2 separate regions of the Homo sapiens genome follow, and region 2 is linked to region 1. Evidence: read pairs that join two places in POLR2A ChIA-PET (ENCODE). Cell type or tissue: OCI-LY7. All regions are shown on one strand. Each heading gives the region's core, and the rest is flanking DNA. Links, peaks and the distances in the headings are about the cores only. Region 1 overlaps TM7SF3 (transmembrane 7 superfamily member 3). Region 2 has its middle 52 kb from the start of ITPR2.

Region 1 (4,398 bases), core at 77-4,076:
AAGAGATACCTGCTTTTAATACCCCCCTACTTATTTTGTCAAGTCATCAGTTGTTTAACAATGTATTTTAGTTTCCATGGTTCTGTGTTTCCGTACTGTCTTTCCAAAGTTTTGTTTCTCCAAGTATTTTTGAGTTGTGATTCATCCTCATCCTGGGTGATAGGTTAAGGGAAGGTTAAGAAAAGTTTACCATGAAGGCTTCTCTAGTTGATGGCTTCAGTCTCTTCCAGGGCTTTTAAAGGTTCTGTATACTGTTCTGATGGAAGGCTCATGTCATGGGAGATAGACATGAGGATTATTAGAACATTTTCTAAAATAATATCAAAGGGCAAATTTAAGTGATAATTACAGAAGCCTTGGATAACCTTTATGAATTTGTTTGTGTCAGTTTTGATCATGGTGCCCAACAACTAGAGTGCCTAGTCCATGAGTACCTTATAAATATTGCCAAATAGGGAAAATGAGAACAAAAAGGAAAAACTGAAGATGTAGACTAGAAAAGGCAGGATAGTAAGTGAGTTGAATGCTGTGAACAGTGAAAGGATAGAAATCTGATTAATTTCTAGGAAAGCAGACTGATACTGCCAATACGGGTGGGAATTTTTAAGACTTGGAGGATGCATGATGGATGGGACCAAACTTGAAGGGCAATAAATGAAACATTTTTAGTGTAATTTACTGAAATCCATATAGTTTTATGTATAATTTGCTTTTCTAATAAAATAATCATGATAATGGGAAGGCCTGGAAAATATAAACATGTTTTTCTTGTTTCTTTTTAAAAAGAAAAAACACGTGCACACAAACTTTTTCCAGACTTCCCTACCCAGATTCTATTGGCCATTCCTTAATATTTTAACCTCTGTTCCAGCTGGAGTTTGGTCCATTTAAAATGTAAAATGTCTTTCTGGTACCATAAATAGGAAATATGCTATCTTCATTTGTCATTGTTAAAACTATTACAATTTTCTCTAGAGTTTTAGAAATGAAATTGTAACGTTTTATTCTATCATTTTTTTAAAAAAACATTAAGTTATGAATGTAATGTAGCATCACAGAGCTTAGGGAAAATATATAGAGGTTAAGATTATTCTAGTCTTAACACTATTTGTGTCTTTTTTTTGGCTGTTCTTCCACAGGCTACTCATTCTTGATTTTTTTGGTTCTGTTTGGTTTTAAATCATCCAGTGGAGCTTTCGTATTAAAAAAAAAAGTGTTGAAAATTGACCTTTTTGGGACATGGTATATAAGAATGTGTTATTAAGTTATTTAGTATCTGAAATGTTTTACCGCCCACTGACTCTAATTACCTTCTAAAATAAAACATGACAGTTCCACTATGGGACTCGGGTGAATTATAATCTTTTTTCATCAATTCCTTTTCATCTATATTTAATCTAAATCTTTTGTCTGTTTGTTTAGAATTGAACCCCCAAGACTGCTTATGTGAAACTTGGGATCTTTTCTGCTGTTCATGCAGACAGATACTGACTGTAGGATGGGGGGTGGGGTAGGAATCCAGGACCGCACAGGAGTAAAAGCAACCTAATTAAAGGATTATTTGAGAGTTAGATTGAAAAAAGATGAGCTGGTGTGCAGCTGGCAGAAACACATCACAGAGAAGTGGGGACAGAGTCAGTGAGATGCAGACCATGGAGGCAAGTAGACAGATGGGACAGGCCTGGAGGAGGTGTTGAAAAACTGTTCTTGTTATAACCTATCTTTTTTATGGACTCAGTTTGATCCTTAAGCAAACAAAAGCTCTCTTTTCCAGAATGCCTGTGGTTCACAATTTTATGTGCAGTGCCTGGTGTGGGTGCTCATTGGACATTTTTGTCAGTATTGATTTCACCTTCCTTTGCAGTCTCCATTAGACAGATGAGGAAATTGAGGCTTAAGGGGATTTAAGGAACGTGCCTAAAATCACACAGCTGGTAAACACCGGTATTAAATTGCAGCCACCTGTGTCTCTTCGGGCTACGCTGACTTCAGAATTCACTAGACGGTTATGGTTCTTTAACACCAGCACATTCATGATTGTTAGTAGCCCCACAGGATTGTCATCTTTAAATTCAGGGACTCTGTTCCAGAGATCATTGTTATTGCTGCTACCAGAGGGGAAGTTTCTCTGGGTTCCAGGAGCCTGTCTTCAGCATACCTTTTGAAATACCTCTTGCATTTTAGTTCTGAGCTCTACCATTCACTGGCTGGATGACCCTGGATGGGCTGCATCACTTTTTAAGCCACATTGTCTTTAGCAGTGAAATAGGAGCAATAACCATATTTACCTCAAGGAGTTTTTCTGAGGATTAAATTCCACATTCATTTATGAATATGATTTCTGCAAATTGATATGAGAGTACAAGTGTTGTAATGAAAAGTTTATCTCGTTGTAGGTCTTATTGAATTTTCTGTGGGGAAATTTAGATACTTCGAGCTCAATAGGCCCTTTCCAGAGGAAGCTATTTTGCATGATATTTCAAGCAATGTGACTTTTCTTATTTTCCAAATACACTCACAGTATCAGAATACAACTGTTTCCTTTTCTCCGGTAAGTGCAAAGAATTATTTTAGTAAAAATCATTTCTATATTTTGGGGGTCTGGTATTTAGTATGAGCATTAGAATTTGATATCTCTATCTCTTTTATGTTTATGATCTTATGTCTTAAATTTTAAAAAATCAAGATAGGATGTTTTCAAGTTAGTGACTGAGAGTATCTCAGGCCTTTCTTGAGTGTGGCAGTCTCTGACCTAAAAAGGGGTAATGGAGAGCTGAGCTGGGGAGAAGGGCACCCTGTGACAAATGTCACCACTATGCAGGCAAGTTTTCTTCGTGAATTCCCACCTTTTCATTTTCTTACTTTAGTGGGGCCTTAATAACTTTTACCTGAGAATATATGTTTAATGGGTTTTCATTGTTGTTTAGCTATAGTATTGAACTTTACCAAGAACCCTATAATATCAACTTTATTCTTTGGACTCTGTCACGCAAACAACAAAAAAATTATAGTGCTCAGTTCATCCAGCCCTGTGCTATGCCTCCAGCAGTATTAAGGACTCTATTATAGATGTCATCACTAAACCCCTTAACCTCAACCTCAGCCTTAGAAAGTTTTTAAAATTCTCTGGGTTAGTTTAAGCTATGAAGAGTCTGCCATTTATATAATCTTTTACAATCTATCTGCATTTAGTCTCTATGATGCCCTAGACCAATACATGCATTTCACCTTGTATGAAGTTATACTTCTTTTTATTTGTCCTAAGCCTATATTATAATATTCTGGAATTTGGTAAACAATTCTGTCTTAATCTAATTCATATGTAAATTTTTAAAATTTTTATTTTTTTTTTTAGAGATAAGATCTCACTCCATCACCCACGCCGGAATGTGGTCGTGTGATCATGGCTCAAATTCCTGGTCTTAAGTGATCCTGGAACTACAGGCACATGTCACCACACTTGGCTAATTTTTAACATTTTTTTTTTGTAGAGATGGGGTTTTGCTCTGTTGCCCAGGCTGGTCTTGAACTCCTGGCCTCAAGTGATCCGCCTGTCTGGGCATCCCAAAGTGCTGGGATTGCAGGCATGAGCCACTGCGCCCCAGCCCATATATAATATTAGAGGCATTGGTCACACTATCTTTCTTACTATTTTGTGTATTTTTATTCCTGCCTTCTTTCCCCTACCATAGAGGTTTGGAAATTGTGTGCATGTGGTTGTGCACGTGTGTGCGTGTGTGTTGTGGGGTATGTGTGTAGGGGGGTAGTTAATAGACTAGAAATGGAAGAATTCAGCTTAGGAAAAAAGGAAAGGAATAAATAGTATTAATTACAAGAGATACCGATGTCACACATACGTCGAATTTGCCCAAGTTCTTTGCAGCTAAAGCAGAAGGTAAAGCATGTTAAATTTCATAACTTCCTTAGAAAGGAAGGAGCATGCCAGTTCCTCAGGGGAGGCCAAGTTTTTTATGGCACTGAATTCAAAAGACAGCTTCCTATTCAGACTCTTACATAGGAGACTTAGTAAAATGGCACATAGATGAGTTCTTTCTTCTTCTCTTTTTTAACTAGATCTATTAAAACAATTTTTAATTGACAAACAGTGTGTTTCTTCCTAATGACATTACAGCAAGACAACATTTGAAGGAAAAGAGAGAGGATGGGTGAAATAAGGGTTTATATTTGTTGAACGCCTGCTATGTCCTAGGCCAGTGGTTCTTAAGCTCCTGGAGCCATAGACTGCTCAAGTCTATGGACTCAAATATAAATATAAAATTTCATGGGGCCCTTCAAAAACTCAGACTCTCAGGCCCCCAGTTAGGAACCCCTGTGTTTGGTTTCCATATGGTTAATTCTCATTAAAGCTCAACAAATTAGTAGTGATGCCTATTTCTA
Region 2 (4,398 bases), core at 99-4,098, 120 kb after region 1:
AACAAACAAACAACAACAAGAAAACAAAAACAAACAAAAAAACCTAAGCGTTAAAGACCTCTGCTGAGGTACGAATGTCAAGTTTCCTCACAAACCCGTTTTTTTTTGTTGCTGTTGTTTGTTTTTTAAATCCCTAGAAACAGATATCTTTTTTCGTCTCAGGTTTATAAAGTCCTTATAAAAAAAATACAAACTTTTACTAGAAACCAGAAAATATCATTAGGCTCATTAAAATATTTGGCTAAGTATTTCTCTAAAAATTTTTTTTACCAAAACCTAACAACTACCTAATATAACTGACGATTAAGGTCTGTCTTAAAAATGCTATATTCTATTAAAGTATTAAGTTGCTCTTCCCAAACTGGGTTCCCCGTAATCAATTATTATTTATGAGCCTTTAAAAATACTTTTATTTTCTCAGTTAATGCTCTGAGACACCAACATAAAAATTATTATGGGAGTCACTTGGAAAATTTGGGTTCTATTTATTTTAATATCTATAAGAACACAATGCTGAACAGATAGGTTAGAGATACATAGATGCTTGCCTGAAACTGACTTATTTTCCCATGGAAGGCATAGGGAGATATTGGATAAGAGAATAATTTTCCAATAATAGCAACCGTGTCTGGCACACCATGATGAACTTGGATCTCTTCACATGAGTAGTGGGTAGTCACAGCTAGCATATTCACAAAGAAAGATGTCAGCACCAGCACAAGGTATGGTATTGCTGAAACTCTTCTGATCCATTTCAGGGGCAAATGGGTGCCAGTGATGTCTGCCCCCATGCTTTTCCTACCAGTATCCATTGCCTCAGTATAGTTAGCTCTGCCTGGGTAACTGGATATCACTTTACTGAACCTTACACTGTTTAAAAACAAAAGCAAAAACATTTGAGCTCAATTAGCACTTCTTGGGAGGAGGAAATAGATTTTATCTATCTTTGGAGCAATATTTAAAGTTTAGAATTCTTTTGTTTTCATATATCATTTGCATCAACTAATGGAGAGTTAAAATGAAAACCCCTACTACCTGCCAACATCACTGCTCTGTGGTGACTATGAAACGAGTAAGAGAAACCATAGATGCATTTTGACCTTGTGTCTGCCTTGCACTGCTCCTGTATCCAGCTCTACTTGGAGTTTAATATTGACTCTTAAGAGGACAAATTAATTAATGTAATAGTACATTGAAAATGTAAAACAAACAACAACAAACAAAAGCCTTCTCAGCATTGGCCTTATTCCCATTTTTCCTCTGTGACCCTGTGATAGACATTAGAGGTTTCTGCCTTTCAGAAGCTTTTTTTTTTTTTTTTTTGAGATGGAGTCTCACTTTGTTGCCCAGGCTGGAGTGCAGTGGTGTGATCTCGGCTCACTGCAACCACCGCCTCCCAGGTTCAAGCAATTCTCCTGTCTTAGCCTCCCGAGTAGCTGGGACTACAGGCACACGCCACCACGCCCAGCTAATTTTTGTATTTTTAGTAGAGATGGCATTTCACCATATTGGTCAGGCTGGTCTTGGACTCCTGACCTCAGGTGATCCACCTGCCTTGGCCTCCCAAAGTGCTGGGATTACAGGTGTGAGCCACCACACCTGGCCTAGAACCTTTTCATCTATGTTCCCTTTTCAGTAGTAACAGCCTTTCTTTGGGAAAATTTCCCTCTCCTACCTCATGATGAGCTGATAGCTGCCAATCAGTCACCCATCTCTTTGGTCAAAGGAGTAAGCAAATGATTCAGGCCTGCTCAATCATAATACTCAGCATCTCTTGCTAGGGGAAAAGACCCATTTGAGTAGGAGACCTGGGCTCAGCTCACCAGAGTCTTTTACTGTTTTCTGTGATTTTATATGGAGACGCTGGGGCACAAAATCTCTCACTTTCTCTCTGGTTGCTCTGATGTTGCCATGTTAACCTACACCATCACTACTACTATTACTACAATGATGACTATCACTACTGTCAGTACCTCTCTTTATTTCCTCTGTCCACTCTTTCCTAGCCCTCTCTCAGTCCACCAAGTCCAGCTTCGCTGATTTCTGTTACTTGCTCTGAAAAAGCTCAGCGATACACAGGTACCCTTGAAAATGTCGAATAACCACTTGTTTCAATTGTCAATTTATTTCCTCTTAGCTCCTGTATCCTCTATCAATAGGCTAAAAGCATTTGTCCCTCGTAGTGAGCACAATTTTCAGACTTGCCAGCAGAGGGCGATAAAGAGACACTGCGGGAGGAAAGAGGCGCTCTTGGTTTCAGCCCACGTTGTGTGAACCGGTATATCCAGTGGCACTCCGCTGCAGCCACTCCGCTCCCTTGGTGATTTGTATGCAGCCCAGCCCAGGCCTAGTGAACCACTTCATCATGACGCTCCTGACAAGGACACTGGCATGTTCCAGACCTCACGTTGGCAGTGACACCCCAACTCTCTCTGTGCACCTGCCCACCGGCCTTGGCTCATCTGTGCCCTGGAGGGCTGTTTCCTGCTGCCTGGTGGCTGTGGACCAGCTCTGGCGCAGGCAGCCCAGCTGACTTCTCTGCATAAAGTGGGCTGCATCCATACTTTCTCTAATGAAGTCTAAACCTCACCCGTGTGGGTGGACTTACCTCCAGGTTTTCCTTTCCTTGGGTACTCTCTTTCTCTCTTTTTTTCTTTCTTTTTTTTTTTTGAGACGGAGTCTTGCTCTGTCTCCCAGGCTAGAGTGCAGTGGCGCCATCTCGGCTCACTGCAAGCTCCGCCTCCCAGGTTCACGCCATTCTCCTGGCTCAGCCTCCCGAGTAGCTGGGACTACAGGCGCCCGCCACCACGCCCGGCTAATTTTTTGTATTTTTAGCAGAGACGGGGTTTCACCATGTTAGCCAGGATACTCTCGATGTCCTGACCTCGTGATCCGCCCGCCTTGGCCTCCCAAAGTGCTGGGATTACAGGCGTGAGCCACTGAGCCCGGCCTCCTTGGGTACTCTCTATTACCCCTAAGACACGCTTTCCAGTTTCTTTCCTTCCTTTCTTTCTCTCTTTCTCTCTCTCTCTCTTTCTTTCTTTCTCCCTTTCCCTTTTTCTCTTTCTCTTTCCCCTTCCTTCCCTCTCTCGTTCTTTCTTTCCTTCCTTCCTTCTTTCTTTCTTTCTTTCTTTCTTTCTTTCTTTCTTTCTTTCTTTCTTCTTTCTTTCTCTCTTTCTTTCTTCCTTTCTTCTCTTTCACCGGGTCTCACTCTGTCACCCAGGGTTGAATGCAGTGACTGTGATCATGGCTCACTGGAACCTCCACATCCCAGGCCCAAGAGATCCTCCCACCTCAGCCTCCTGAGTAGCTGGCCCAGGAGATCCCAGGCCCAAGAGATCCTCCGACCACAGCCTCTTGAGTAGCTGGGACCACAGCCACCACACTTGGCTAATTTTTTAATTTTTGTAGAGACAGGGTCTTGCCATGTTGCCCAGACTGGTCTTGAACTCCTGGGCTCAAGTGATTCTCCCACCTTGGCCTCCCAAAACGCTGGGATTATAGGTGTGAGCCACTATGCCCAGCCACCAGTCCTCTTTCCATCTTTTTTAGTTACTCCTCTGTCCTAGTTTAGCAATTTATATTCAACTTCTTCTGTTCAAATTACTGAGTGGTTTCTGTCTCCTGATTGGACCCAGACAGATTAACCCTTATTCTTACCATTTCTTGACTCCTAGTTTCTGTGACCAGCTTGATTTTTGTCTTACTTTTATATCATCATCATCATCATCATCATCATCATCATCATCATCATCATATCTCTGAAGTGTGCAAAATGGGAGAAACAATGCCTGTCTTACCCAATGCTGCATATATGGGAGAGTTTGTAAATTATAGGGTGATATTTTATGTTTGCTGTATATATTCCCGAACAACACTTCCTTATCTTTGCTGGATTTTCTTCCATCCCATCCTCTCTCTAAACATTCCCAGGAGGTTGGTGCTTGGCTTTTGCCTTCTCTCTGTACCTTGGCTTTCCCAATCTATTGCTTCATCCTAATCTCTTGCTTGAACTCTCCCCCTACTCCACCCTGCCCCCGTCTCTCCTACTGTCATCACTTATTCTCCATGGTCTTCATGCTGGAAGATAAGGACCTACATTTTTAACTTTACGGTCAAACTTTATTCATTCAACACACATGAGGGCCTATCATGGGCAAGACACAGTTGTAGGTGCTGAGCACAAAGGACTGAACAAGACAGGCAAAGCCCCTGCTCTTACGGAGTTTACATTCCACAATTTAACCCTACTCTGATCTTCCAGACTTCTCTCTCTACATTAACTTGTGCTCCAGGGGAAAGTGAATGTCTCAATGTTATTTTTCTGCCTTTCTACCAATTATCCCACCTGCAGTGACATCCAGCCCCTCTGTCTACCCAAACCCTGTGTGTTTTCCA

The links. Peaks named below come from ENCODE experiments on the same cell type or tissue, not always from the same donor. Only the 100,000 strongest peaks of a DNase experiment are listed, where the experiment ranks them.
Region 2: POLR2A ChIA-PET joins it to region 1 with 5 read pairs; 4 of 35 experiments call an interaction of 5 or more read pairs at or near these places.

What each region holds. Positions count from the first base shown.
Region 1 is chr12:27,001,389-27,005,786 of GRCh38, reverse strand. It overlaps TM7SF3 (transmembrane 7 superfamily member 3), which reads left to right. Exons shown (of 12, transcript NM_016551.3): 2 at 2,397-2,551. Among named protein-coding and RNA genes, the nearest start is that of TM7SF3, 11 kb to the left of the region's middle. In OCI-LY7, for the core only: no CTCF peak of the experiment used is centred there; DNase peaks (open chromatin) are centred at 1,626 and 1,976; H3K4me3 peaks cover 1,784 bases; H3K27ac peaks cover 1,974 bases.
Region 2 is chr12:26,882,951-26,887,348 of GRCh38, reverse strand. No RefSeq gene overlaps it. Among named protein-coding and RNA genes, the nearest start is that of ITPR2, 52 kb to the right of the region's middle. RefSeq lists a silencer at 2,159-2,333. In OCI-LY7, for the core only: CTCF peaks have their summits at 2,000 and 2,200 (motif pointing right); a DNase peak (open chromatin) is centred at 2,228.